Linked DNA regions of Mus musculus: regions 1, 2, 3, 4, 5 and 7 are each linked to region 6. A link is a loop called in an ENCODE intact Hi-C map of the cell type or tissue named here. Cell type or tissue: heart. All regions are shown on one strand. Region 1 overlaps Khk (ketohexokinase). Region 2 overlaps Dnajc5g (DnaJ heat shock protein family (Hsp40) member C5 gamma). Region 3 overlaps Mapre3 (microtubule-associated protein, RP/EB family, member 3). Region 4 overlaps Cgref1 (cell growth regulator with EF hand domain 1). Region 5 holds the start of Emilin1 (elastin microfibril interfacer 1). Region 6 overlaps Gm46907 (a long non-coding RNA gene). Region 7 holds the start of Khk (ketohexokinase).

Region 1 (4,000 bases), 120 kb after region 6:
CGCTCATGCCACTGGTGAGGATGGAAGGCACTCTACTGCACTACAGAAAAAACACATGTTGTGTGGCCAAGGCCACCTAGACCAGCCAAACAAAAACTCTTCCTCAGAGTGCCAGTTTTGACCTAAGGGATGACGTGGGGAGCCTGACTCAGTAGGGTGTTCTGTCAGTTGCAAGCTCCCAACTAAGAGACTAACTAAAGAAGCTTTGTAGTTCGATGTGTGCTCCCAGCAAGGGGCCTTCTGGGAAGTGTAGTCTCAGCAAGAGGCCTTCTGGGAAGTGTAGTCTCACACACTCATTCTGGAGGACGTGGTTTCCAAGGAACATGGGGCTGGCTTCTTGTCACATGTTGTAATTGTGTTTATCCTTGGATAATTTAACACGGACACACACCACCACCAACAAAAAAGGACACCTAAGCAAAGTAGGACAAGGCTCACCTCACCGTAGGGCTCAGAGCTCTGTGCTCCCCAGCCTCCTGCCATGCTGCTGGTATCACTACTAGATACAGGGTCCCTAGCTGTCAGAGAACCTGGTACTGGCTGACCTCCTTTTTTCCCTTCCTGTCTTGTAATGTAGGAACCTGCCAGATGTGTCTGCTAAGGACTTTGAGAAGGTCGATCTGACCCGGTTCAAGTGGATCCACATTGAGGCAAGCCCTTCCCTACCTGTGTTTCTAGGGGCTTAGCCTGTCAGGCCCTTCTGCATGGTCAGCCTCTTCTGTAATTTCTTTGAACCATGAAATATGGTAGGGATACTAAATAGCTCTCCCCATCCCTCTCCACTCCTGTGTTTTCCTATGAGGAAACTGAGGCCCAGAAAGAGAGATACAGGGGCATACAATCACAGATAGCACTGGGCAGAAGACCCCATTTTTGTGTTAGGCTACCTCCCTCCTGGTATCTGCCTTTGCTGACTTCTTTTACTTCTCAGGACAGGAAGGACAGGAAGGAGAGGGTCTGGAGGGAATTAGAACTTTCTTTCCAAGGGAGAAGTTTTGGGATCAAGATGAGAGGAAATCTTAAGAAGTGCAGGCATCCACTCCTTGTCTCATCATTTGACTTAGTCTTCAGGTTGTGTCCCTCTCCCTCTCCATCTCTTCTTCACTTTTCCTCTCCTTTCCCGTCTCACCTCCCTGGTCCTTCTTTCCCTCTTTGTCTCATTCTTGTTCTCTCTGTGTGTTTTGTTTGTTTGCTTGCTTGCTCTTTGTTTGACACATGGTCTGGCTATGTAGACCAGGCTGGCCTTGAACTTACAGAAATCTGACTGATTCAGTCTCCCAAGTTCTGGGATTAGAGGAGTGTGCCTCCACACCCAGCCTTTTTCTTTTTTGCTTCTTTTTCTGTCCCGCCTTTCTAGTGTTTTACTATGTAGCCCAGGCTAGCCCAGAATTCACAATCTTCCTGCTTCAGCCTCTCAAGTGCTTTGTTCACAGGCATGTATGTCCAGCATCTTTTATTCTTCAGTCTCATTTGGGAAATGAAAAATTTGGCCAATAAGGTCTCCAAGGTCCATGACAGTCCTAGAATTATGTAGCTGCAATAGTGCTCCAGCCCAGCTTCCTCCAATCCCTCTCCCTGCTCACCCAGAGGTCCATCAGGGAGGAAGGAATGAACTCTTTATCAGCTAGGCTCTGAGCTGCCCTGTCCTGCCCCAGGGCCGGAATGCATCGGAACAGGTGAAGATGCTGCAGCGGATAGAGGAGCACAATGCCAAGCAGCCTCTGCCACAGAAGGTCCGGGTGTCGGTGGAGATAGAGAAGCCCCGTGAGGAGCTCTTCCAGTTGTTTAGCTATGGTGAGGTGGTAAGTGTCCTGCAGCTCCTCCTGCCTATCTCTAGCTAATTGAATCTTAGAGCTAGAGAGGACCCTAGTCCTGCCTACCAGCCTCTGAGTGACAGCCTAGCAGCTCCCAGAAGACCACAGCTGGGAGGCTGGAGGTGACCCAGAAGTAGACTTTTCCCGCTCAGGTGAATCCACAGGTGTACGGCGGACAGGGCTCAGACAGCTATGGGCGTCCCTTGTTTGTCTGCTTTAGTCTTTCCCTCTGCAAAAGAAGGAATGACTGCTCTCCGAGTTACCAGTTTTTCCCACTTAGATGGCATGTTGTGAGGGCCAGTAGCAATGAGAGGAGGATGGGAAGGAGACTCGTACAAGGAAAACTTAGGCCAGAGTGTAAAGGGTATCACTGCTAAAGCTGGTTGGACAGTGTCCAGATGTAGTTTGTTGGCCTTGTTGCCCAATTAAAAAATATGGCAGACTGATCCCCATTCCCCCAGAACTATTCTAGGGACTCTGTCTTGAAGCCACTGTGGAGAGAGCCTTGTTTTACAGATGAACCCACTCTGCAGGGCTGGGCTGTGTGGGGAACAGATGAAACACAGCTCACTCTTGAGAGTCAGTCTGGCTTGACTTCACCCCAAGATGGCGCTCTAGGCTCTTTCTGGGTTTTGAATTCCCTCATGCCAGAATGAAAATACCAGGGCTACAGTATCACAGTTCCCAAGGCTGTATTTTGGCACAACTTAAGCAAACATAAAACGCGTACCTGTGGGTCAGCAAGAAGCCACACTAGGGACTTACGTGACTGAGTTGGAGGAGTTGTGCTATAACCTGGAGTCAACACCAGGTTGTTGGTAGTGAGTAGCAATTAGAGGTGACTACCAGTCTCTTTCACTGCCTACAGGTGTTTGTCAGCAAAGATGTGGCCAAGCACCTGGGGTTCCAGTCAGCAGTGGAGGCCCTGAGGGGCTTGTACAGTCGAGTGAAGAAAGGGTGAGTTGGGAAGCCAAGAAAGGGTCTGAGGGGTCTGGGGGATGACGGGGACTAGCGCCGATCTGTGTGAGTCTTACAGGGCTACGCTTGTCTGTGCCTGGGCTGAGGAGGGTGCCGATGCCCTGGGCCCCGATGGTCAGCTGCTCCACTCAGATGCCTTCCCACCGCCCCGAGTAGTAGACACTCTTGGGGCTGGAGACACCTTCAATGCCTCTGTCATCTTCAGCCTCTCGAAGGGTGAGGTCATCACCATGCAGCCAGGGCAGGGCTGGGCCTGTCATGCTCCCAAACACCAGGCTGAGCCTGCTATTTGTCCTTTCTCCAGGAAACAGCATGCAAGAGGCCCTGAGATTCGGGTGCCAGGTGGCTGGCAAGAAGTGTGGCTTGCAGGGGTTTGATGGCATTGTGTGAGAGGCAAGCGGCACCAGCTCGATACCTCAGAGGCTGGCACCATGCCTGCCACTGCCTTCTCTACTTCCTCCAGCTTAGCATCCAGCTGCCATTCCCCGGCAGGTGTGGGATGTGGGACAGCCTCTGTCTGTGTCTGCGTCTCTGTATACCTATCTCCTCTCTGCAGATACCTGGAGCAAATAAATCTTCCCCTGAGCCAGCTTTGTCTGTCTGTCTGTCTGAGTGGGGTTTTGTTTGTTTGTTTGTTTGTTTTTTTATTGGTTTTCTGTTCGAGATAGGGTCTGGTCGTGAAGCTTAAGGTTGATCATGAACTTGAAACGCTCCTGTTTCAGCCTCCCTGTGCTGGGATCCCAGGCCTGGCTCATTCGCCCTCGTGGATCTTCACCCTGCTCTGGTTGGAACTGAGGTTCTGACACTACACTCCAGCAACTTTTCTCTTCCTCCTTCTTCATTCTTTAAATAGCCTCACCCACTAACCCAGCGGGGAGGGCATGCAGTCCAAAGCAGCTGGCGTGCTCCCACCTCCTGTCAGCTGTGCTCCCACCTCCTGTCAGCTGTCATCAGAGGAGTTTCATCCAGGTCAGGGAGAACAGACAGCCAGAGAAAAAAAGCCCTCCAGACTCTTTGAGCCATGCAGACTGTGTTAGCTGTGGTGGTCAAGGAGCCTGCTTTCTGGGTTTATGGGTCTCTGCTCAAACTACCTTTTTCCATGGGTTTCCCAGGAACCTAAAAGCCCCCAGAGGTTATCTTTAGTGAAATTGGTACTTCGACCACAAATGTAACCTGACACAGAACGCTGCCACTGTGCCCCCAGAGAT
Region 2 (4,000 bases), 300 kb after region 6:
AGACTGCAGACATCAAAAAAGCCTACAGGTTCAATGCCCTTTATTCACCCCTGGTATCTATACCCCCCACTACCTTTAACATCTTCAAACTCTATTTATTTTTAAAGATTTATGTATTTATTTTATATATCTGAGTACACCATCATTGTCTTCAGAAACACCAGAAGAGGGTATTGGGTCCCATTACAGATGGTTGTGAGCCACCATGTGGTTGTTGGGAATTGAACTCAGAACCTCTGGAAGAGCAGTCAGTGCTCTTAACCTCTGAGCCATCTCTCCAGCCCCAAGTCCCCCCCCTTTTTTTTTAAATCCCAAGACGATTTTATCTTGGGGCCGAAGGAGGCCACCCCTCCTTCAGTGTGACTTGAGAAGAAATGTAGACCTTGCCTGCATCTTGTATCCCCATCTCCTGTATCCCTTGCATTATCTAAAGACCCAGACCTGCAGTTCATCCTAATCTTCTTGCCTCAGTTGCTTCCTGTAGCCCTCCCCACTGTCCTTTTGACTATTGTCTGGATAGGAAACTGGCCTTGCAATATCATCCAGACAAGAATCCAGATAACCCTTTAGCAGCAGAAATCTTCAAAGAGATCAACACAGCCCATGCCATACTCACCGACCCTACAAAAAAGAAGATCTATGACCGGCACGGCTCACTAGGATTATACCTGTATGACCATTTTGGTGAAGAAGGTGTCCGATTCTATTTTATAGTGAACAGTTGTTGGTTCAAGGTACATTGTACTTCTTATTAAGAAAGGAATTGGAGGGGCTAGAGAGATGACTCAGGTGGGGAGCATCTACTGCTCCCATAGAGGACCTACCTGGGTTTGATCCCATTACCCACATGACAGCTCACTACTATCTATACCTCCAGTCCCAGGGGATCCAGAGCTGCCTTCTGGCTTCTGCAGCTATCAGGCTTGCACATGATGCACAACATACATGTAGGCAGAATATAAAATAAAATTGACCCAGCTGTGGTGACACAGACCTCTGAGCCCAGCTCTTGGGAGGCAATGGGTAGCCTGGGCTATATAGTAAGATAGTGTCTGTGTCTATAGAGTAAGGAAGGAAGGCTGCCCTCCTCTCAAGACAATTGTGTCTGTCCTCCCTTTCTAGATGTGAGGACAGAGAGAGGGGGATCTGCATGGAACTACAAAAAGAACAGGGGACCAAGGCCTCTTCTCTCCTCTCTTGTAGACACTTGTTATCCTTTGTTGCTTGCTCACTGGTTGTTGTTGTTGCTGCTGCTGCTGTTTATGCTGTGGTAGACTTAATCCATCAGCCGAGGAAGAGGAAGAGAATCGCCAAATGAATGTTTCTTCTCAGCCTTCAAGATCAAGTGAGGAACAGAGACAGGGATTGGGGGTCAGGTCTCAGTAAGGAATGGTAAGGTAGAGTGGAGAGAGGGGCTGTGAGAAAGACCCGTGTGAACCGAGCAGTTAACCCCAACATGTGAGTGTCTTGAGTGTTTCATTGGAGGTGAAGAGAGACGGAGAAGGTAGCCGATGTTCCTTATGCTACAGACTGACATTTCAGTGTAGCGAGGGCTTTTCCTATGAAGGAACTGGGGAAGCACAGTCTTTCAAAGGAAATCGCTGAAGGCAAGTTTGCAGGTGCAGCTTATTGCAAATAGAAGGATGATCTAGGAGCAGAGCATTTGCCTAGCACGTGAAAGGCCCTGGAGTTCATTCCCAACCTGCGGGCTGACGGGTGGGGGACTCGGGCAGGAGGAATGCATTGCTTTATTTTTTGTTTTTTTGTTTTTGGTTTGTTGTTGTTGTTGTTTTGTTTTCGAGACAGGGTTTCTCTGTGTAGCCCTGGCTGTCCTGGAACTCACTCTGTAGACCAGGCTGGCCTCGAACTCAGAAATCCGCCTGCCTCTGCCTCCCAAGTGCTGGGATTAAAGGCGTGTGCCAACACGCCCCCAGCACAGAATGCATTGTTTTAGATTGTTTCTGCCCCACATAGTTAAAAGTTTAAAAAGACTATGTTGGCTGAGGGTCACACCAGTGCCATCTGGTGCTGCTAATGAGTAACTGCAAGGTAAGGGTTTGTAGATTGAAAACAAAAACAAACAAAAAAAAACGTGTGCATGGTTATATTTACATAAGCATGCTATAATTCCACCACAGGAACACAAGATATTGAAGCAGAGGATTAAGACGTGACAATAATTAAGGAAACGTGAAGAGGAATGGGGTATGTAAATGGAGAAGTAGCAGTGGGTAAAGGATGAGAGAGGCCAGTGAGATGGCTCAGCTGGTAAAGGTGATGCCACCAAGCCAGACTATCTGAGTTAGACCTCTGGGACCCACATGAAGGCAGAGAACTGACTCCTGTAGATTGTCCTCTGATCTCTGCACGCATGCTGTGACACAGGAGTGTGCACTCATACACACACACATGCGTGTATATTACATATAATACACATATATTATACATATGATATATACATGTTATATGTGTGTGCATATATATTTAAAGCATAGGTAGTACTTCAGATGGGTCATTATTGGAAAATCTGTATTCTTTTAGCATCAACCCCAGCTGCCTACACAGAGGGAATGTGCTTTTGGCTATTGGTGATTACTCCTAATAAAGTCCCAACTGTTTCTACCATTAGGTGCTGGCCCAGCAAGAGTCCCCGACACTCAGCCCACTGGATACATTGAAGAAGGAAGAAAGTAGCCCTGTCTCTACACTCACCCAGATTTGACTCCTGTTCTTAAAAGAAATCCCTGCTGCTTCAGAAGCTATGATGACACCCATCCTCGTAAGGACATCTCTGCCCTCCACAGTGACACAAAGCCTGTCCCCAAAGAACCTTCCAGCTGCTTTTCTGTTTAGCTCTGACTCCATTCCTGTCTTTATCCACATGCGCTCTCAAGACGTGTTGGCAGCTGTTTGCTGAGTGGGTGCAGCTTTCTCCAGTGGGTACCTGGGTCAATGTCCAGTAGGCCCCTGAGCACTTACTAACAAGTTCACCAGGATCCTGATCACCAAACAAGGTGGCTCCCATCCCAGGAGCTGTTGCACCAATTAGTCCTCCTTCGTTGGAACACTGTGTACCAAGAACTTTTAGCACCAGCTTCATTTCTTTGCAACACCTTTGGAAGACTGGTCTCACCATCTTCTGGTTCCTACACCACTGGCACCAACACCCCATTTATAAGACAGCTTGGGAAACTTGTGTTTGTGGCGACCCTTGAACTTCAGCTCCATCCTTAAACCCATTATTAGCCGTGGTCCTGTGGACAGGCTGCAGTCCATGCTCCAATCTTACTGCCTCTGTCCCTCATGTTACTTCACACAGAGTGATCCCCTTAGATCTTATTTCTTAACACAGACATGAAATGTGATGGGACAGACTGTATGAAGGAGACCTCATTTAGCCTCTCGAAGCTGTTGGCTTAGCATCCTCTCTGTATCCCGCTTTATTGTTTCTTTCTTACTATGTGGTATCAGGGCCCAGGAACCATCAAACCTCTCTCTATTCACTGGGAAAAAGGCTAAGGAATGTCAATAATAAAAAAGAGCTTTGTCCAATTCCAGTGTGTGTGGGACCCCAAAAAGACAAGTGGTGTGTGGGATAGAAAAAGAGACCAATGACTATCACTCATACCTGAGATAAGGCTGGCATGGTCCATAGTGTCCATCACTGTGGAGCTAGGAGTCAGTGGTCCCCAGAGCCCGTGGGGGTGGCTTTGTCAGTGCCCCGTGATTTCTCTGCACACCCATTTGCTGGGGTGCAAATAACTTTACAACACGCAGACTCTTTCTAGCCAGATCCATTTCTCATAACTCTTTTTGTGTTTTTATTTATGTGTTTGTGTGTGCATCTGCACACATTTGTCAGAGTAAATGTATACGCACATGTGTCTGTGAGCCTGTGGAGGGCGCTGAGTCTTTTGGAGTTGGGATTATAGATGGGTGTGAGTGCTGGGATTTGAACTCCTGTCCTTATGACTGAGCAGCAGGCTCTCCCAACCACTGA
Region 3 (4,000 bases), 58 kb after region 6:
TGTAACTAACAGGAAGAGGGTGAGCCATGATATTACACTGCTTAGAGCTGGATTCAGGGAACGGAGGCTGGAGAAATGGGTAAGAGCCAGGACAGACAGTAAAGACACGAGTTAACAACATGGGGTCCCATGAAGCCACTCTGGGTCCCAGCTCCCTGTTCTCTGCTGTAGCCCTTGTGGGTGTCAGTTTTCCAATCCACACAGTTGCCATCACCTGTCTGTCAGTGTTTGGAATGGGATCACTAATTTTTCATTTGGGGGATGGACATTTAGCTCAGTGGTGAAGTACCTGCTCCGTATTTCCAGGGCCCTGGGTTTCCTCTTTAGCACCACCAAAAGGTAAATACATGAAGAGTAATCACAGTTCGTCTTGTAAAGGCAAGGGGAATTTAATCATATGTAGTATCACAGTTGGGCTGGCCCTAACTCTAGGACCAGGCTTTGGAAAGTGGGCCAGCAGGGGTCCAGGGTGGTAGGTGTACCTGCATCAGCTGTGCATCTTCACAGGGGCAGCCTACTGCCAGTTCATGGACATGCTCTTCCCTGGCTGTGTTCACTTGAGGAAGGTCAAGTTCCAGGCCAAACTAGAACACGAGTACATCCACAACTTCAAGGTGCTGCAAGCAGCTTTCAAGAAGATGGGTGTTGACAAAGTAGGTGTCTGTACCCCTGGGGTCCCCGAGGAGTTGTGTTTCCCTGGGGAAGAAGATGACCCACCAGCCAGGGTGACAAGGCCTCCTTGTTTCATTCTGTCACATGTCTTTCTACCCCTGACACCCCAAAGGGAAGGCTGTACACACAGCTCAAGATACTGTGAATACACTCAAGCCCTAATGTCCCACTGCAAAAGTACTCCCTTCCCTTTCTCCTCTGCAGACCCGTCCCACTCCTGATACTGAGGTTGCATATAGATATATATCACTCCTGCTACATATCAGTTTACTCTCCTGCCCATGTGCATCCTCAGCTTCCAGTTCACATACAGGGGAGGTCACCTCCCACACAATATTTTCCCGGGCCTGTAGGGAAGGAATGTCCCTGAGTCCCTGGTGGGGCTGCCAGCCTGCTTGTCTACTTTGGTGCTATGGGAGGGGGTGCAGGTGGAGAAAGTAGACGATGCTGAGGCCCAGGGGCTGACTTTGCTGTGCTCACAGCGGAAGGCAGTCCTACACAGCAGGTGGGTAAAATGGTCTGCTTATGTGGTCTATTTCAGATCATTCCCGTAGAGAAGTTAGTGAAAGGAAAATTCCAAGATAATTTTGAGTTTATACAGTGGTTTAAGAAATTCTTTGACGCAAACTATGATGGAAAGGATTACAACCCTCTGCTGGCGCGGCAGGGCCAGGACGTAGCACCACCTCCTAACCCAGGTGATCAGATCTTCAACAAATCCAAGAAACTCATTGGCACAGCAGGTAACACGCCCAAGCTGGTGGAGGGAGTTTGGGGGGCTGGGCCGGCAGGGCTATCCAGCCAGGAGTGCCCCCTGGGCCACCGGCCCAGCCCTGCCAGCCCGGAGGAGACTGTTATCACGGAGTTCAGATGACATCGCCTGCTGCTTACCTAGATGGGGAATCCCGTTTGGGGGTGAGAGGGCGTCAAACGTTGCTCTAGGAGGAGAGCCACCTGCACCAGTCATGGCAGCAGCTTGCCGAGACCCAGGAGGCTGTTGAATAACACGAGCTAGCTTGTCTGCCTCAAGCTGGATGGGGCATGGCTCCTCTATCCAGATCTATTGGGCTGCACGCCTGGAGCCAGTGCCCAAGACCCTGTATGCCTGCCCACTGGATACCCAAAGCAGGAGTTTGCCAAGCTTGATCTGCCTTCCTCTATTCCAAAAGCTGGTACCTTGCTGGGTTGCTAGGGGCAATCAGAGAAGGAGTAAGGCTTGTGGTGACAGCAGGATTGTGGCAAGGAAGAAGGGAGCAGCCCCACCCGCATCTGACCCGTCATAGCAGAGCCACCTCCTCTGTTTGCGCTGCTGTCCTGCCTGGGCCTGTCCCCACGGAACTGCTTGCTTTGCTTTAGAAGCAGCTGCTGTCTAGGAAGTGCAATGGCTAAAGAGCAAGTAGCCACAGCATGCAGGCTGTGCTAGGGAGGAGCCTGAGTCCTCCTCCACTGAGGAAGATACAGGTCCAGCCCAGCAGAGGGAAACAGAGCCCAAACTGAGAGAGAGAGCTGGTGGGGTGGGGCTGAGTCTCACTGAGGGTGGCTTTGGCTTCTGCTAGGACAGACTCATCAACTGCTCTCCTGGGTCTCCTCTGTCAGGACAGAAGGCCCTGAACCACCCCTAGCTCCACTTCATCAAATTCACCTTCCCAGTGTCTGCGCCCCTCCCTCAGGCTAGCTCTCTTCAGGTCCCAGTGCTGAAAGCACCTTTCCCTTAGCTTCCTGTGGCACTTACTCTCCCAGGCTTGCCAAAGGGCTGTCCAGTGGCTGTCGTGTCACGTGCGTGCGGCCAAGGCTGGAGGCCTCCCTCCATGTAGATGCTCTTCCTGAGGGAGAGTGCCTGCCTGTTGCATGGTTCTCACACCAGGCTGTCACGTGCTGTGTCACTTCATCTGACTCTTGTCCTCTGGACAGTTCCGCAGAGGACGTCCCCCACAGGCCCCAAGAACATGCAGACCTCTGGACGACTCAGCAACGTGGCTCCGCCCTGCATCCTCCGGAAGAATCCCCCCTCAGCCCGAAACGGTGGCCATGAGGCTGACGCCCAGATCCTCGAGCTTAACCAGCAGGTAAGTGGCCTGGGAAAGGGGACTTGACATGGGGACGAGAGGACGGCAGGAACATCTGGCATCAACATTTCCTTGTGCCTGCGCAGCTGCTGGACTTGAAGCTGACCGTAGACGGGCTTGAGAAAGAACGAGATTTCTATTTCAGCAAATTGCGAGACATCGAGCTGATCTGCCAGGAACATGAGAGCGAGAACAGCCCCGTCATCTCGGGCATCATTGGCATTCTCTATGCCACGGAGGTGAGCCCTCTCTTCACCTCCCTCCCACTGCTCTGCTGAGACTCGAGAGCAAGCTAGAGCTCCTGAACTGGTGGCCACTCATGCCTTGTTTCTAGGCTGAGTGTGAACCTGATCCTTCCCCTTGGCCAGCTGCCTTACCATCTCTCTCTCCCTCCTCCAGGAGGGATTTGCACCCCCTGAGGATGATGAGATTGAAGAACACCAACAGGAAGACCAGGACGAGTACTGAGGGAGGCGCCAGCCCTGGCTGACCACAGCTTCCCTGCCCACCTCCACTCTGCCCACCCCAACTATGCCCACCCCACATTATAGTCCTTTCCTTTCAGCCAGTCAGCCAGCTGGGTGCTTTGTGTCAGTGCCACAGCATTAGGGAGCCGGACGAGTGGGGTTCAGGGTGGTGGGGGAGGCTTGGGCAGGTGAGAGGACGAGGCCCTGTCTGGGTCCCCCGAGTGGCACTGGCCCAGGGGACGTCCAGGACCCCTGTCCACTCCCCACTCCTATTTATTTCCGTTGTCTCTATGCTGTGTTGGCCAACACTTTCCAGGGTGCCGCTGTACCCCACAAGCCAGCCACCTGCTCCCTGGCAGCCAGCAGCTGTATATTTGACAAAGTCATTGGTATATTTTTACTTACTGGATTGCCCTTGCACTTTACCTGTTCTTTTCCAGGGCTGACAGCAGGGCTTGGGGTAGTCTTTCTGGCTTGGCTCCCCTTCCCTAGAGCCGAGACTGGGACAGGACTCACCCATTCTTATTTATTTTGTCTTTTGACTTCTCTCTCAGTAGATGAGGGAAAGGCTGATATGAGGAAAGGGAAGGGAAGCTGAGGAGGCAGTGCTCTGGGTCCAGGGAGCATGCGAGAGTAGACATGACCTCCAGGCACTGGGCTCCCCCACCAAGCCCCTGCCTCAGCACCAACACCCAGCACTGCCCCAGGCTTCCTAGCCACTCCCTCCTGCAGCCTAGTTAGACCACACAGACTCTGCCTGGCCCCCATTGTCTGTCTGTCCCCCATTCTCTCACC
Region 4 (4,000 bases), 140 kb after region 6:
CAAAGGATCACACCCACAGCTTGAAAACCACTGATGTGGACGCTGAAAACTGATTTTAGGTCCTCTGCAAGAGCAACAACAGGTCCCATGAATTGTTGCGCCATCTCTCCAGTGCATCTCTTTACTGTTTAAGTTCTTAGTTATCAATCAGCTGAAGGTATGAGATCAAACTACTTTTTCTCCTTAAGGATTACAAAATTATATAATCAGGAAAAGAGACACATATTTAAATAAGAGACAGATAAACAGAAGCCAAGTGCAGAGGCACATACCTATAATCCCAGCTCTTCAGAGGGGCGGGGATGGGGTGGGGTTTGAGGTTGTGAGTTCAAGGCCAACCTAGGCAATGCTGTAAGATCCTGACTGAGAGGAAGAAAGGAACACAGAAATACAGAACTGCTAGGAAAAGGAGGAGAACTCAAAGGTGGAGTGTGAGGACCCTAACTGAAGGCCCTGCCTCTCACTGGCTGTGTGCTTTCCCTGTCTCAGGTCTCCATCTGCAATGCAGGTTGACAGAGCACTTCCCTGGGGCCACAGTTGTAGCTAAATGAGATGAGGTGCTTGCCTTCCAGAAGTTGTCTTGGTTGCTCTGTGGTGGCTTCACACACATCTTCCCTCCTGGCCTTCCCACCTGAGTCGTTCAAGTCAGTCCTTTCCTCCTGTCTGTTCCTGAGACTCACGTAATTTAAATCCCTCAGAGCTAGCTGTCAACACTTGTAATCTAGACTAGCCTCTGAGGCTGCTTTTTAGAAGAGCTCTGATGACAAACGGGTGGCAGTTTTGAAACAGCAGGAAGTCCCCTCACCCACTAATCCATTCCCTCATTAGGCTGACTGCAGGGGTCCCCAAAACAGTTGCTTATTTTGTTGTTGGCATTGTTGTTGTTGTTGGTGGTGTGTGTATAAATGTGTGTATGCACGTGCATGCATGTGTCCATCTGTCTGTGGGCATGTGTGCCTCAGTGGAGGTCAGAGGACCACTTTCAGAAATCAGTTCTTTCCTTCCACCAGTTAGGTCTAGGGGATCAAACACCGGCCAAAGGCCTTTGCCATCCATCTTGCTGGCCCATGTCTACTGTTTGTTCTTACTTTCCTTCCCACTAACCCTGGAGTCTAAGTCACCTCCTCTTACATGTTTGGACTTAGTGGCTGGCTTCCAGGTGACTAGGATAGCTGAGAAAACTGCCAGGTCCAGGTAGTATCTCAGTCTCTCTGTGTCTCAAAAACCAAAACCAAAACCAAATCAAAAATAAAAACAAAAACAAAATGAAACAAAAAAAAAAAAAACCCCTCCCTAGCCCCCAAGGCAGACAAGTGTGAGAATATCCTCCAACTGTGAGCCTTCCAGCTGTCCTAACCAACAGTAGAATAGAAGAAAGCTGGTCTCCACTGCCCTGCCTAGTGTACAGCATCCATGAGAAAAGCTAAGGTTATCATCTGAAGCTACTAAGTTGTTTTGTTTTGGTGGTTTTATGAAACAAGGTCTTGCTGTGTAGCACAGGCTAGCTTTGAACTCACGTAGCTCCGACTCACTGAAATCCTCTTGTCTCAGGCTCCCAAGAACAGGCATTCAACTCATGCACCTCCACACCTAGCTCTGGTTGTCTTGACGAAACGGTGTCTCCCTGTATGGTCTCCTGCCCTGCTGCAATCCCAGGAGCACGATTCTGCATGATACTGCTTTTTAACCTATAGAGGACTCCCATCGCCCAGCTGGTACTAAAGCATCAATATGATCATCTAGTCTGCCGAGGAGGAGCGAGACAAGGCTGGCGCTGCCTTCATCCTGCTCTGCACGTGCAGCTGCAGCGAGCCTGGGGCTGGGCAACTTGAGACCATCTGCAAGCACTAGTGGGAGAACATCCATCATATCTGGAGCCCTTCTGAAGACCTGGGGTGCGGTGGGAACTCAGGCTCTCCTCTATCTTTGCATCCAAACCACTAGGTTTTGAGTGGCCTGTTAAGTGATCTTAATACTCCAAATGCCAGCCATGCAAGAGCTGGCTTTGTAAGAGTGAACCTACTTAGCCACCCAGGCCTTGCTGTCTGTTGTCCTGCTGTAGCTGTCTTGAAACTATCAACTACTTCTGCTCTGGGATCTAGAAATCAATGATGATTCTGAACCCTCCCTATGTGAATCAGTCACTGTCCTCTGTCCTGTGAGTCCTTTACATAGGTAACTATTTAGTGTGTATAGTGGACAGAACCCAGAAGCAGCGGATAGTGAATTCCTTCTGTGTGTGTGTGTTTGTGTGTGTGTTGTCGTAGCCTGAGGTACTGTCTTTATACACACATCATATAAGCATCCCTTTGATAGAACTCCATTGCTTCAGAAACAGTTTTTAATTGTTTACTTTATTGTTGAGTTTATGTGTGCTTAAGTGTAGGCCAGTGTGTGCCAGGGTGCACCTGTGGAGGTCAGAGGACAACTCTTGGGAATTGGCTCTCTCCTGCCACCTTGTGGGATATCAGGTTTGAACTTGGGTCCCCAGACTTGTTTGCAAGTACCTCAACCCATTTTGCTGGTTCCTTCAAAATCTTTTTTTAAAAAAACAATGGGGCTCAAAATCTATTCATTGTTTCAGTTCCCAGTACCCATATGTTAGCTAACCTCCATCTGTAACTCCAGTTCCAGAGGACCGGAGGCCCTCTTCTGTCCTCCTATGTCCTTTTGAGGGCACTGTATACAAGTGATACACAGACATACATGCAGGCCACACACACACACACACACACACACACACACACACACACACTCAAAATAAAAACAGTAAACACATGCCTTTATTCCCAATACTTGGATGGCAGAAACAGGTGGATCTCTTGAGTTCCAGGCCAGCCTAGCCTACAAAACAAGTTCCAGAACACTGAGGACTAGAGAGACCCTGTCTCAACTAATTATTGGATTAATTAATTAATTAATTAAAAATCTCACAGGGTCTCATGTATCCCAGGCTGGCCTCCAACTTATCATGTAGCTGAGGATAACCCTGAACTCATGACCCAAGTACTAGAATTACAGGGATGCACCACCACGCCCAGCAACTCCAAGACATTTGGTGGCTCTTTGTTTTTCTCACCGTCACACACCCATGTCCTCACCCATGCGTTCAGGTATGGTGTCATCTCTGTCTCACCCTCCAGTGCTCCAGCACTGCTTCCAATGGCAGCTCACTAGGTTTTCTTACTTAATAGTCTCAGGGTTTGTTTTTTGTTTTTTTGTTTTTGTTGTTTTTTGTTTTTTTGTTTGTTTGTTTGTTTTTTTCCAAACCCGTTTCACCTTCAGGATGGACCTTCCTGATAACCTTAGCATTCAGTTGCAGTCTGAATTTTATTTATTTAATTAATTACCTCAAAAATTAAAGGCACTGCATGGGCACTTGGAGTCTAATTTAGTTTTCTCGATGCTTCTTGCCATTGTTTAAGCCAAACTTCCACGGGATGTGTGTAATATGACTTACCCATACTCACATCAAGTTAAGCACTTGTAAGAGCTTTTGTAACAGAAATAGCATGGCCATTGAACAACTGCTAATAAAATAAAAATGGTCCTAGCCATTTTCCATAATTATAACATGCATAAACATAACTACCGTAATAAATACCTGAAAACTTCTGTACCTGCTCGTTAACAGTTGTCATATAGCTCAGCGAAGTTATTCGAGTCAGACACACACACACACACACACACCACACACACACACACTCTTCCACAATGACCTTCTGCCTTCAATTTCTTTAAGCCTTTGCCCTAGCTCACAGGAGGAGACTTTGGCCTTGAGGTTGGACCATTGGTCAGCCTCTGACTCTGCACTGTTATGTGGTCTTGGCAGGTGTCTTAACCTCCCTTGGCCCTAGGGTCTTCATTTTTAAGATAACGAGGTTTCCTAGGGTCTTAGGGATGGTACAGTGAGATAATCTAGGTTAATCTAGGGCCAGCAGATGCTTCACGATGTTGCAGGGGTCTTTGGAGGCTTATGTCAAACGGCTTCTCATTTCAG
Region 5 (4,000 bases), 110 kb after region 6:
CAGAGAACAGACTCCCCTCAGAAGTACAGAAGAGGAGAGCGGAAGGAACTGAGGGAGGGACAGACAGGAGCCTGAGGAGGAAAGAGGAGGGGGAGAAGGGGTCAGGCCCAGCAGCCAAGGAGGAGGCGTGCAGCTGGGGGCTGCAGGCAGGAAGCTAGGGACAGAACTGGCTCGGCGGAGTACTGTCCCCTGAAGCAGCGGCATCCCCTGGAAGTGCGGTATAGGCATTATTGGTCAGACCAAGATGTGCCTCTAAGGGCAGCAAGGAACATTTCACCATGGCCCCCAGAGCCCTCTGGAGCTGCTATCTCTGCTGTCTGCTGACCATAGCCACGGAAGCTGCCAGCTACCCTCCTCGAGGTTACAGCCTCTACACAGGAGGCACTGGGGCCCTGAGTCCTGGGGGACCCCAGGCCCAGAACTCACCACGGCCTGCCAGCCGCCACAGGTAAGAGTCTGTATTCCATCCAGGGCTGAAGGCTGTGGTTGGGAAAGCCTTTAGAAGGTGGGCAACAGGCTTAACACAATGAAGAGGACAGCGTGAACACCCATCCATCAATGGCCTACCCATATGCACCTTCCGGTGGAACTTTTTCCAGGGCTTCGGTAGCCTAAGGGGGATCAACTCTCGCCTCTTCCCTAAGGAGGTCTGTAGTTGGGTGCCCAGGGACACTACACCAAGGGGTATGGACTATCCTTCCTGCCAGCTGCCAGCTGTGTACCAGCCAGCTCTGGATCAGGCAGACCTTTCTCCTCCTCTAGGGCTTCCTTGGCCCCATCCACTAATGTATAATTCTGACACTCCTCCTGCTCTGTTCCCTCTGGCTCTACAGCAGCTCACAGACTAGAAGCCAGTGTGAATGGGGTCAAGAGTGCAGCACCGCAAGCCCCAAGGGGACAGAGCCCATCAGTGGCTTATTCTCTACTTAAGCATAGGTCGGACATTTGGACACTGGCCTGCCCCGCTCTCCTCTTTGAAGGCTGGGTGGAGGCACCATGAGCAGGGGGTCATGTACAGGAACCCAGCTTACTCAGCTGGGGCTTGAGATAGGCCCAAAGAAGTACACAGGGACTGTGAATTCTAGGGTACCCTGGGGCCCCACAGTCAGAAGGGCTGACTTCTCTGTGTGTGTTTTTATCATTATGTTTTTCCTGTCTTGAAAAGTCTTTATCTGCCATAGTGACACAAAGTGTGTGTTTGTCTGTGTGTGTCTGTGTGTGTGTGTGTGTCTGTGTAGGAGAGGGGAGTGGGTGCTGCCCCTGCAAAAACCCTAACTTTCAATGGGTCCTTAAGGCCCCCTTCATCTTTTGACCCTCCTTCAACCTCCGGGCCCACTGGGGCTTGTGTCTTTGGTCCTTTGGCCCAGGTAGGGTTGTGCCTACAGGAACTGGTGTGCCTACGTGGTGACTCGGACAGTGAGCTGCGTCCTTGAGGATGGAGTGGAGACCATTGTCAAGCCAGACTATCAACCCTGTGGCTGGGGCCAGCCCCACTGTTCCCGAAGTATCATGTGAGGCCCCAACTTAGGGGATTGGGTGCTTACTGGGATCCGGGCAAGGGCAGACAGCTGGTGGCCATCTAGGGGGTCTGTGCAAAGGAGGGAGCAGGGGGAAGGACAGGATTTCAGTCAGAACCATTTTGAGAAGACAGCCGGGTCCTAGCTTGGCTGGTGAGCTGCCACAGGCATTCTCCCCTTGTCCCCAACCTTTGGGACTTCTGCTGACACAGGTCAGTCTTAAAGAGATTAGCTTAGGGTTCCAGCACAGGGAAAGAAAAAACCAGGATTTAGCCCTTAACTAAAAAGCAGATAGCTGTTAACTGAGCAGGACCACACACTGGCTAGAGAGGTAGACCCAGCCTGAAGCACAAGACAACCAGCTGCACTGAGAGAATACAAAACCTTCCTTTCCTCTGGCCAGGTACCGGAGCTTTCTTCGCCCTCGCTATCGGGTGGCTTACAAGACAGTGACAGACATGGAGTGGAGGTGCTGTCAGGGTTATGGGGGCGATGACTGTGGAGAGGGCCCTGCTTCCGTTCTGGGCCCAGCACCCTCCACACCACTTCCCCGGCCCAGGCCTGTGCGCCCCAACCTGTCTGGCTCCAGTGCCGGCAGCCATCTCAGTGGACTGGGAGGAGAAGGTGAGCCTGCATGTTGCTAGGCATGGGGGAATCCTGGGTGGAAAATGTGGGGCCCAGCTGTGGAGGGAGGGAAACCTCTATGCTCTAAACTTGGGGGGAAGGTGGTTATAACAGAGGTAATGACGTCCCTGAAACTTCGAATGTTTGCATGCTTGTGTGATTTGAGTGTGTCTGGGGGCCGGGTGGGGGGCAGGGCAGAGCTTGGGGGAGACTGATTGAAAGACCTGAAAACTTAAGATCTGGATAAGACAAGAAGGCATAGAGACAATTTGTTCACATACTCCCTCTAGTGGCCAAGGTCCTTCGTAGTCGGGAACAGCTGTGGGAGAAGCGTGGGGAATTCCTTTGAGAATCTCTGTCTGCAGGGAAGATAGTTAAGACTACAAATCCTAGCATGCATTGCACCGGACTACAGGTCCCAACCCCCTCCCAGGCCCCTGGAGACTGCAGGTCCCAGAATGCAATCGCCTCTGTTGTGTTCTTTCCTCCTATGTGTATGAGTTAGGCTAGGCACACCGGATGCGTGGTCCTTTCCTGCCAAAGAGATAACTGAACTATAATTATGGAAACAGGAACTTCTGGTAAACTGGCTGGCCAGCCAGCACCCCAGCAGGCTTGCTGCAAGAGCCTCTTGTTTGTCCCTCTGGTGGTTTAGGGAAGGGCCCAGTCATTGCAACAGTGGCATGTGAAGTACTTTCCCACATTTCCATTTTAAACTGTTTGACAGCCCTAAAAGGCAGGACACATAGTGTCAATCGAATTTTCCAGATAAGGAAATGGTTTCCAAGAAGTCAAGAGGTCCTGGGGACAAGTTGGGTGGCCGGGTGATCTAAGTTTGAAATTTGACATGGCCACTTGTTAAACGCATTCTCTGGAACTACTTGCCTAATTTCTCTGGTTCCCCGTTTCCTGTGCCATCAAATGGCAAAAGTATCTGCCCAATAGAAAAGTTTTAAGAGCTGTGGTCCAAATCTGGCCCAAGGACATTCAGTGAATGGTATTTCCTTCCTTCCTTCCTTCCTTCCTTCCTTCCTTCCTTCCTTCCTTCCTTCCCTCCACTCCCTTTTGCCCAAATCATCCAAAGGAGAGCCTTCTGACCCTTGACTCTTGCTGGAGTTGGAGTAGGCAGAGACTGGGCCATAGAATCTGAGCTCTGAGATCCAGCTGCTCAGTCATCCGCCTTTCTCTCTCTTCAGGTCCTGTTGAGTCAGAGAAGGTGCAGCAGCTAGAGCGGCAGGTGAAGAGTCTGACCAAAGAGCTGCAAGGCCTTCGGGGTGTCCTGCAGGGGATGAATGGGCGCCTAGCAGAAGATGTACAGCGAGCTGTGGACACAGTCTTTAATGGAAGGCAGCAGCCAGCAGATGCAGCTGCCCGCCCGGGCGTGCATGAAACCCTCAGTGAGATCCAGCAGCAGCTGCAGCTCCTGGACAACCGTGTCTCCACTCATGACCAGGAGCTGGGCCACCTTAACAACCATCATAATGGAGGCCCTGGTGGAGGTGGCAGGGCCTCAGGCCCTGTCCCAGTTCCTTCTGGCCCCAGTGAAGAACTGTTAAGGCAGCTGGAACGGCAGCTGCAAGAGTCTTGCTCAGTGTGCCTGACGGGGCTGGATGGCTTCCGCCAGCAGCAGCAAGAGGATAGGGAGCGGCTGCGAACCCTGGAGAAGCTAATGTCCTCTATGGAGGAGCGGCAGCAACAGCTTGTGGGACCTGCCATGGCCAGGAGACCCCCTCAGGAATGCTGCCCCCCAGAGCTGGGTCGACGAGTGTCTGAGCTGGAGCGGAGGCTAGATGTAGTGACTGGCTCACTGACAGTGCTAAGTGGACGCAGAGGTTCTGAGCTTGGAGGAGCAGCTGGGC
Region 6 (4,000 bases):
ACCATGGAGGGAGAACTTTTTCAGCAATGTGTGCACACACGGGACCTTACATACAGCGTAGAAGCACATATCTGTGTGAAGGGTGCATGCAAGGTCCTTTCCTTCTGGTGTAGAATGAGACTTGTCCAATTCAAAAGTGAAATTAAGAAAGCAATTCCAGTCAGAGTAGCATCAAAAAGAAGAAGGTGAGGGCTGGAAAGATGACCCAGTGGCACTGGCTTCTCTCAGAGAGGACCCAGATTCAGTCCCCAGCCCCAGTGGGGCAGCTTGAAACCACATGGGACAGCAGGTTGAGGGAATATGACACCCTACAATGGTTGCCTACAGATATGCACATACAGTTGTGCACACATACAGGTAAAGTAAATATTTTTAAACTTATAAACTATAAAGTGTTTATTGATACAGGTACAATTGTGCTCTGAAACACATGGAACTGTTGGAAATGTTTAAAAAACCTAAATAAATGAAAGAGAATTCCATGGTCATGAATCAGATGACTTCATATCATTAAGGTGGCCATAGTCCCTCAAATGGAGCCATAGATTCTGCATAACCCGCAGCAGAATTCCAGCTGTAAAGGTGGAGAGCTGGCTTTAAAATTCATGTGGAACAACAGAGGACTCAGAAGAGTAAAGTCAGGAAAACCTTAAGGAGCTGGTGAAACCATCATGAATCTAGTCATGAAGACGGAGCCCCAGACAGCTCAACACCTCTCAGTAGGCCTCCCTCTCAAATATCCCTCCACACCCACCCCTCCAACCAACTCAACAGACTTTGGGAAACACACTCAGACCTTATCCAAACCCCGAAAACACATGGCAGGCATGAAGATAAGGGAGCACACACACACACACACACACACACACACACACACGTACACGCACATGCAGTCCCCTGCAGCTAGCAGTCTGCTAAAACAATGGCCTCTAAGGAGCATATGTTTCCCTGACCAGTCTCATGCTGGGGAAGTTAAAGCTGGAGACCTTTACATCACCCAGAGGGGGACTTGTCTTCTGGAAGGAGTCTGCACTATGCTGGCATTGACTCAGGACAGACTGAGAGCCAACGGCAGCAGTCAGCATTGGGTCAGTGAGGGCCAGAGCCACATCTTGTCCAGAAATGTGCAGTGAAGCACACCTCTTGCTCTCTACTTAACCTCATGTCAGTACTCAGACCATGGGCTTGGGCATACCATTGACCCTCCTTACCGGTTCTCCCAAGGGACATGCAGTATGAATCTTTTTCTGTCTGTTACTATTATTTGCCTGTGCAGGATGGTGGCCCAGCCTTGCTTGTTAGAGCTGCAAAGGCCCAGACTCTGACCCTAACAATAGCAATTTCAAGATAATTCAGTGGAGAAAAAGTTAAAACCAGTATTCTCAACAAATTGTGTTTAGACACATAGATATCCACATGCAAAACAAATTGGAATTGGAATTTGCCTCACAATCTGGAAAACGCATCCAAAATGGGTCAAAAATGTAAATCTAAGAGCTAGAGCTACAAATTTTTAGAAAAAAAAAAAAAGCATCAAGGTACATTTTTAGAGCTTTGATTAAGTATTGGATCCATACATATGATATCGAAAGCACACACATTACACACACACACACACACACACACACACACACACACACACACACATAATATCAAAAAGGGAGAAATGAGAGTCGAGGAGAATCTTCATGCCTTGGAGAATGGAAAGATCGACTGGAGAAGCAGAGGATTCTGGGAGAGGAAAGCACTCCAAGTTAACCTCCTTTGGCATGCCTTCATCCTTAGCTACAGCAGCAGCTGCCAGAAAGGTGTGTCTTCCCTTGCGCCATCCCTGTCCATCCTTAGCCAGACCCTCCTGGTCTACCAGGGCTTTTCCAGGTTGAGTAGGGTGGACTCCATTCATAGCACTACCCAGAATGACCACCAGATGGCGACGTAAACTCATCAGTGACTACATTGGCCTAAGCCACACACAGGCCACCATGAAGTGACCAGGTAAGACTCAAGGAAAAACAACATGTTTCTATGCTTGGCCCTGAACCCCAGAATGGCTTAAAGCAAGCAACCAGCACATGGATGAGGGACCACAGTCATTTTTCTCATAACTGGAACTCTCTTATGAGAGTTGAGTCTTTCACACTAATCTTCAAATAAATAAAACAGGACAGCCACTTAAATTTAAACTTCACATATAAATAACTATGTCAAAAAAAGTGTTTGTGGTATACTATGCTAAAAAGAAAAGAAGGACCAGAAATCCGCATTCAATAAAGATGTTATATATTCATGTAGCAGTTTATGTCTGGCAGGCTTACTGATCCTTCCACCATCCATTTAATAATTGCCCATATATCACGTCCTAGACCTGCATTAGCTAGTCCAAAAGTGAGCCAAGGACAGTGCCTATATCTAGAAGTGAGTTGAGGAAAAGACACCTTGACAAATGGTGGCAGTCAGAAGGCACGGCACGCATGGGACAGAGGGGGTGTGGATTGGACGCAGGCTGTAGTTCAGAACCCACTTCTTTGCAGCATCACCTCCCAGACAGAACCTACTTCTGATGTTCACTAGCCATGTGGGTTTGCTTAGGTGAACTATTAACACTTCTGGGCCTCTGATATGAATGGAAACTTCTACCACACTTACAGATGCCCAAGGAGCACTGTCTGCTTGGCCCAAGGTGTGGCAATATTAGCAGGTGTGGCCTTGCTGGAGGAAGTGGGCACTGTGGGGTTAGGCTCTGAGACCCTCCTCCTGCCTGCCTGAAAGACAATGCTCTCCTGTTTGCCTTCAGTACAAGATGTAGAACTCTCAGCTCCTCCAGTGCCCTGCCTGCCTGGACACTGCCATCCTTTCTACTATGATGATACTGGACTGAACCTCTAAACCTGTAAGCCAGCCCCTTTTAAATATTGTCCTTGATAAGAATTGTCTTGGTCATGGTGTCTCTTTACAGCAATGGAAATCCTAACTAAGACAAGTCTTACTTTCAAAATCACATGGTTTTATATCTACTTCACATGTCCAGTCATTTCAGTGTAAAAGATATCATTAGCAGTGGTGGCACATGCCTTTAATCCCAGCACTCAGGAAGCAGAGTCAGGCACAGCTCTGAGTTCAAGGACAGCCTGGTCCTGCACAGAGAGTTCCAGGTTTTTTTACACACCTGTCTTGAAACGAACAAACAAATAAGCAAAAGATATTGTTGTTCTTACTCCCTAAACAAAACAAAAACCTGGAAAATGTATCCATTCTATAGCTCTTCCACCCTATGTAATTATATAACTTTCTCATAAGCCACTTTGTGGAGAAAAGCCATGAGGATTTAAAGCCTGGTGTCATGTGACAGGCTTCACCCTGTAGAAAGAGCCCTAAGGCAGTGATGCTGGGGTGGATCAGAAATGGAGAGTCTGACAAGGCAGGCAGGTGTGAGACAATTCAATATTCTGGGTCAGAGATGATCATGGTGAGAGAGATCAGATGGACACAAACATGTGACTGACATTTCAGAATAGAACTGATTTTAATAGAAAAGCACCCTGGGCGTTGGGGGAGAAGAGTTACACCATAACTACAGTAGGAAGGTAGACTGGGTGTGGGTGGGTGGGGAGGGAGGGAGAATTTACTTCCCTTAAGGACACTGAGCCTTGATGACAGAACTGCCTTGAAGGTCTAAGAAGTGGGAGAACCATCGTGGGTGGAGGCACATAGATTCAGAAATTACCAGGAAAGACGAGGCCATTCAGGGAACAGTGTGGAGAGGAGAACGGGCAGAATGTAGTCTAGAACCAGGGGAGTTACTGTTGGGGAAGGACAAGGTTTCCATTTTACAAGATGAATGGGGTTCGTCAGATGAGTGGTGGAGGTGGGAACCCTGGGGAACATCCAGTGTTCGAGGTCACATCCATGGGACAAGGTACAATGAATGGAAAATGTCTAAGTGTCATGGCAGAGTGTCAACTATCAGGCAACAAACAAAAATGTGAACAAACTTCATTTC
Region 7 (4,000 bases), 120 kb after region 6:
TGAGGAGCTCCTGGCTGAGGCTGTGGTCTAGCATCTGCCCAGACTGGAGCCCACTTACGCTTTTCTTGGCATCACATTCCACACCTAACACCCAGAGCAGTGCAAGAGAGCAGATGTTGGGTGAGGGCATGGTGAGAGATGTCCTATTCACTGTGGTCCCTTTCTTCCAACAGGTCCTCAAGGGGAGCAGGGTAAGTCGTTAGACTCTGGAAGGGGCCAGGAGCTTGGGCCTGGAAGACTATAGTCCTCAGGCAGCCTGGGCAGCAGGGATGGGGACTGGAGTTTATTTATGAGCATCCATGCTAACACTATCTCTATTCAGGAGCGGAGGGAGCACCAGCAGCCCCTGTGCCTAGGGTAGCATTTTCAGCTGCCCTGAGTTTGCCACGGTCAGAACCTGGCACAGTCCCCTTCGACAGAGTCTTGCTCAATGATGGAGGCTACTATGACCCAGAGACAGGTAACTAAAAGGCCGACGGGTGGCCTAGTGAGGTAACGGGTGAAGCTGAGCAGTACTAATGCCTCCTTCACACCTCTGCAGACAAGTACAGCTTTTCACTTGTAATTACAAAGACCTCTATTCTTTCCATGCACTCACACCACAGTTAGGCAAAGAGAGAGTGGGGGAGGGGAGGAGACATCCACACCACACGGATCTTTACTGGGACAGACTCCAGCACACACTCTGCAGCAACTGCTGGAGATGCAGCAGGGGATTCCTACAGTGTACAGTTAGTGGAATAGCAGGGAAAGGACGGGTGGGCCACTCCACAGCCAGGAGTGCTGTACCCACTCTCCGAGAGACCTTCCTTGTCCCAGCCAGCGTCTCCCCTCCTGACTGTCATCCTTGTCTCCAGGTGTATTCACTGCACCACTGGCTGGACGCTATTTGCTGAGCGCTGTACTTACTGGGCACCGGCATGAGAAAGTGGAAGCAGTATTGTCACGCTCCAACCTGGGCGTGGCCCGCATAGACTCGGGAGGCTATGAACCCGAGGGACTGGAGAATAAGCCTGTGGCCGAAAGTCAGCCCAGCCCAGGCGCTCTGGGCGTCTTCAGCCTCATTCTGCCACTGCAGGTCGGAGACACTGTCTGCATCGACCTGGTCATGGGGCAGCTGGCACACTCCGAGGAGCCGCTCACCATCTTCAGCGGAGCCCTGCTCTACGAGGACACAGAGCTTGAACAGGTGTAGACAGGGTGGACCCGACCACCAAACTTATCTACAGGGGCCGCAGAGCCACCTGGATGGTGGCTACCCACCAAGGCAAGGGCAAGTCTGGCGACCACGTCCCGCTGCGGTTCAGGCATCCAAATCGGTCACTCCGTACGTTGTGACTGCGTGGTCTATGGGACCGAGGCATCTCCTCTTGACCTTTGGCCTCATTGCCGTCCCCACCAGAGCCCTCTCCGGGACCCAAGCTGCGGAAGAGGAACCTACCCTCCAGGGCTCTCCCCAGTCCACACCACCGTACTAAACTATTCAGGAATAAAGACACTTTTTTTTTTTCTACAAAACATAGCTATTCTGCTCTAGTACATGTTTGGGGGTAGTTAAGGGACAGGACAGGAGGAAACAGAGTTCTACGGAGGGAACCTAGGCTGGTGATCTTTGGGTGTGCTCCCTACTAAGGGCACCTGCGGACTCAGGGTCACGGCCACCGGTCCCCACAGCGGCCGCTAGGGGGCGCTAGGCCAGAACCACTGCGAAGGCTGGCAGCGTTCCCCGTCACGTGACACCGTTAATCTGGCGCGGGGGGGGGGGGCGGGGCCTCGGCCGGGTGGGCCACCTTGGCGGGGCGAGGGAGAGAACGCTTGCTTCTGTGCTCCGCCTGCGAAGGCGAAGTTTCTGTTGCCAGACTGTGCTAGTCCGGGTGGTCCAGGGTCTGCAGCAGGCGCAGAGGGATCGGAAAGGCGATGCATTACTAGTGCGCTTTCGCTTTGACAGCTGAGGCGGAAAAGTGAGAGGGCCTGCCATTGGCCGGGCTAGGTAACCCACCCTTGCAAAGCAGAAAGCTCCCTGCGGGAGGAGTTCTGCACGCAGAGGAGGAGCCAAGGTAGCCAGTGAGAAGTTGGGACACGGTCCTCCAGTAGATAAGAGGCAGAGCCCAGCAGGAACCCCCTCTGCTTGCGGGTAGGAAGCTTGGGGAGCAGCCTCATGGAAGAGAAGCAGATCCTGTGCGTGGGGCTGGTGGTGCTGGACATCATCAATGTGGTGGACAAATACCCAGAGGAAGACACGGATCGCAGGTAGGGGCGCCCAAGCCCCTCGGAGATCCCAGGGCCGCTGTGGTCCTGTCTTTTTGCGTGTCACTGCTAATCGGCTGCTAAACCAGGGATAGCCCTCTGTCTCCATGTGGTGAGGCCTGAGTTCAGCTTGGCGTTCTCTGTCCCGGGTCCCTAAGGGGTACTCTGTGAGAATGAAGACATGAGACTGGAGACCTTTAAAACCAAGACCCAGGGGGTGTGTTGTTTTGTTTTCGGAGTCTTGCTTTGTAGCCCAAGCTGGCCTAAACTCCTTTAGCCTCCAGAATTAACAAGAGTGCAAACGTATGCCTGAATCAAAACCCAGGCTTTCACTAGTGTGTTGTTGGCTGTTTACCATTTCAATCTGCCGATCATCAAAATCCTCAGTTTACAGAGAGGGCTGTAATGATTTTTTTCCCTCCTGAGCCCTCACACACCTGATAAGGTGCCAGACAAATTTTCCTCACCCCAAACCCCCAGGTCTCCCAACTCCTAGCCTATGCACTTCTAATTTACCGCTTACAGCTAAAATAAAACACCAGGTCGCTAGCAGTGAGTGGTATGTGATGTTAAACTACTCACATTTAAAAGCCTGGCCCTGGCGTTTGAGCCTTGCCTAGCTCAAGGACTGGCCGGCAGTGTAAGCAAAGCTGGAGGCTCTCTGGGTCAGACAGGGAGAAACTTGGCTCCTGAGCCACAGCAGGCTTTCTCCTGGAGCTAAGTGCCAAGAGGGGTCTTTACAAAGGTGGGTAAACATCTTAGTGGATGTTCTCAGAACATTCTCAATTGTCTGGTAGAAGTTAAAGTGTCCTTTGATGGCTCTTATCTTTGCTCTTGATAAAGGCCACTCCAATGTGCTGCTGTGCCGTGAAGGCATTCTGTGGGGTGGCGCACCGGCTTTCTCTTGGCGTGGTCTAGCACCCTGAACAATGAATGTTGTATCTTGGATATTAGTTAAAAGGAAGTTCAAGGTTGACCCCTGGCAAGACACTAGCACGCTGACAGCATTGAACTCACAGGGTCGGGGTCGGGGTCGCGGTTGGGGTGGGGGACTGGGTGCTCTTTGGGCTTTGGGTCCACAGAGTACTGTTGCAGGCTCCCTGGGAACTGTGAAAGACCCTTTCCTTAGCTGAGGAAGCAGGAGATTTGGAGGAGTGGAGTAGCACTTATCAAGCCACATTCGTAGCAAGCATCAGAGCATGATCATAGCTCATGTATGTCCCCACGTTTAGTGGGTGGCTCTACCTCCCGCCCTGATGTATTCCGTGTCGGTTGCTGCCCATCTTGGGGGGTTTACCCTTTGCTTTCAGTTACTCTTTTTGAGGTTAGAGCCCTTGCCAGGAGCACAGAGACAGTGGTACAGGAGCACAGGGTATGTCTGTGTGTGTGTGTGTGTGTCTGTCTCTCTCTCTCTTAAAAGATTCATTTATTTTATTATTTTTATGTGTATGAGTGTGTGTGTGTACCACATGCAGCCCTGATGCTTGAAGACGTCAGAAGAGGGCATGGGATCCCCTGGAACTAGAGTTACAGATGTTGTGAGCCACGATGTGGGTGTGGGAGTTGAATCTGGGTCCTTGGCAAGAGCAACAAGTGCTCCAATTTTTTATTTTATGAGCATTGGTGTTTTGCCTGCATTATGTCTGTGTCTGTGTGAGGATGTCCGATCACCTGGACCTGGAGTTACAGACAGGTATGAGCTGCCACGTGGGTGCTGGGATGATTTATTTATTTTATGTACGAGTGTTTCCTC

Evidence for each region. Hi-C counts contacts between places; a loop is a spot of excess contacts. Peaks named below come from ENCODE experiments on the same cell type or tissue, not always from the same donor. Only the 100,000 strongest peaks of a DNase experiment are listed, where the experiment ranks them.
Region 1: a loop joins it to region 6, with 4 times the contacts of the local background. A loop is called at or near these places in 16 of 42 quality-filtered maps.
Region 2: a loop joins it to region 6, with 2.6 times the contacts of the local background. A loop is called at or near these places in 2 of 42 quality-filtered maps.
Region 3: it touches region 6 in a loop (2.5-fold over the local background); 28 of 42 quality-filtered maps call a loop at or near these places.
Region 4: it touches region 6 in a loop (8-fold over the local background); 10 of 42 quality-filtered maps call a loop at or near these places.
Region 5: a loop joins it to region 6, with 5 times the contacts of the local background. A loop is called at or near these places in 19 of 42 quality-filtered maps.
Region 7: it touches region 6 in a loop (4-fold over the local background); 25 of 42 quality-filtered maps call a loop at or near these places.

Annotation. Positions count from the first base shown.
Region 1 is chr5:30,927,866-30,931,865 of GRCm38, forward strand. It overlaps Khk (ketohexokinase), which reads left to right. Exons shown (of 9, transcript NM_001310524.1): 5 at 578-650; 6 at 1,656-1,802; 7 at 2,683-2,771; 8 at 2,851-3,008; 9 at 3,097-3,383. The coding sequence ends at 3,182. Among named protein-coding and RNA genes, the nearest start is that of Khk, 8.3 kb to the left of the region's middle. In heart, a CTCF peak has its summit at 2,418 (motif pointing right); DNase peaks (open chromatin) are centred at 406 and 2,526; H3K4me3 peaks cover 455 bases.
Region 2 is chr5:31,108,975-31,112,974 of GRCm38, forward strand. Dnajc5g (DnaJ heat shock protein family (Hsp40) member C5 gamma) reads left to right here. Exons shown (of 6, transcript NM_177677.3): 2 at 1-28; 3 at 521-734; 4 at 1,204-1,345; 5 at 2,139-2,205; 6 at 2,630-3,550. The coding sequence ends at 2,167. Among named protein-coding and RNA genes, the nearest start is that of Dnajc5g, 2.7 kb to the left of the region's middle. In heart, a CTCF peak has its summit at 2,034 (motif pointing left); no DNase peak of the experiment used is centred here.
Region 3 is chr5:30,861,991-30,865,990 of GRCm38, forward strand. It overlaps Mapre3 (microtubule-associated protein, RP/EB family, member 3), which reads left to right. Exons shown (of 6, transcript NM_001310516.1): 2 at 508-653; 3 at 1,214-1,370; 4 at 2,584-2,738; 5 at 2,825-2,977; 6 at 3,138-4,000. The coding sequence ends at 3,206. Among named protein-coding and RNA genes, the nearest start is that of Mapre3, 2.2 kb to the left of the region's middle. In heart, a CTCF peak has its summit at 2,154 (motif pointing right); DNase peaks (open chromatin) are centred at 2,071 and 2,531; H3K4me3 peaks cover 581 bases; H3K27ac peaks cover 872 bases.
Region 4 is chr5:30,940,761-30,944,760 of GRCm38, forward strand. All of the region lies in intron 1 of Cgref1 (cell growth regulator with EF hand domain 1), which reads right to left. Among named protein-coding and RNA genes, the nearest start is that of Cgref1, 2.7 kb to the right of the region's middle. In heart, a CTCF peak has its summit at 2,451 (motif pointing left); no DNase peak of the experiment used is centred here; H3K27me3 peaks cover 373 bases.
Region 5 is chr5:30,913,597-30,917,596 of GRCm38, forward strand. Emilin1 (elastin microfibril interfacer 1) reads left to right here and starts at 190. Exons shown (of 8, transcript NM_133918.2): 1 at 190-448; 2 at 1,386-1,511; 3 at 1,921-2,141; 4 at 3,338-4,000. The coding sequence starts at 279. In heart, CTCF peaks have their summits at 2,464 (motif pointing left) and 2,748; DNase peaks (open chromatin) are centred at 805, 2,115, 2,635, 3,975 and 3 weaker places; H3K4me3 peaks cover 3,252 bases; H3K27ac peaks cover 4,000 bases.
Region 6 is chr5:30,804,384-30,808,383 of GRCm38, forward strand. The region is part of intron 1 of Gm46907 (a long non-coding RNA gene); the gene reads right to left. Among named protein-coding and RNA genes, the nearest start is that of Gm46907, 8.4 kb to the right of the region's middle. In heart, no CTCF peak of the experiment used is centred here; a DNase peak (open chromatin) is centred at 1,908; H3K27me3 peaks cover 320 bases.
Region 7 is chr5:30,919,758-30,923,757 of GRCm38, forward strand. It overlaps Emilin1 (elastin microfibril interfacer 1), which reads left to right. Exons shown (of 8, transcript NM_133918.2): 6 at 174-191; 7 at 323-460; 8 at 858-1,518. The coding sequence ends at 1,195. Khk (ketohexokinase) reads left to right here and starts at 1,802. Exons shown (of 9, transcript NM_001310524.1): 1 at 1,802-2,250. The coding sequence starts at 2,159. In heart, CTCF peaks have their summits at 1,668 (motif pointing right) and 1,891; DNase peaks (open chromatin) are centred at 274, 1,054, 2,034 and 3,014; H3K4me3 peaks cover 2,667 bases; H3K27ac peaks cover 2,857 bases.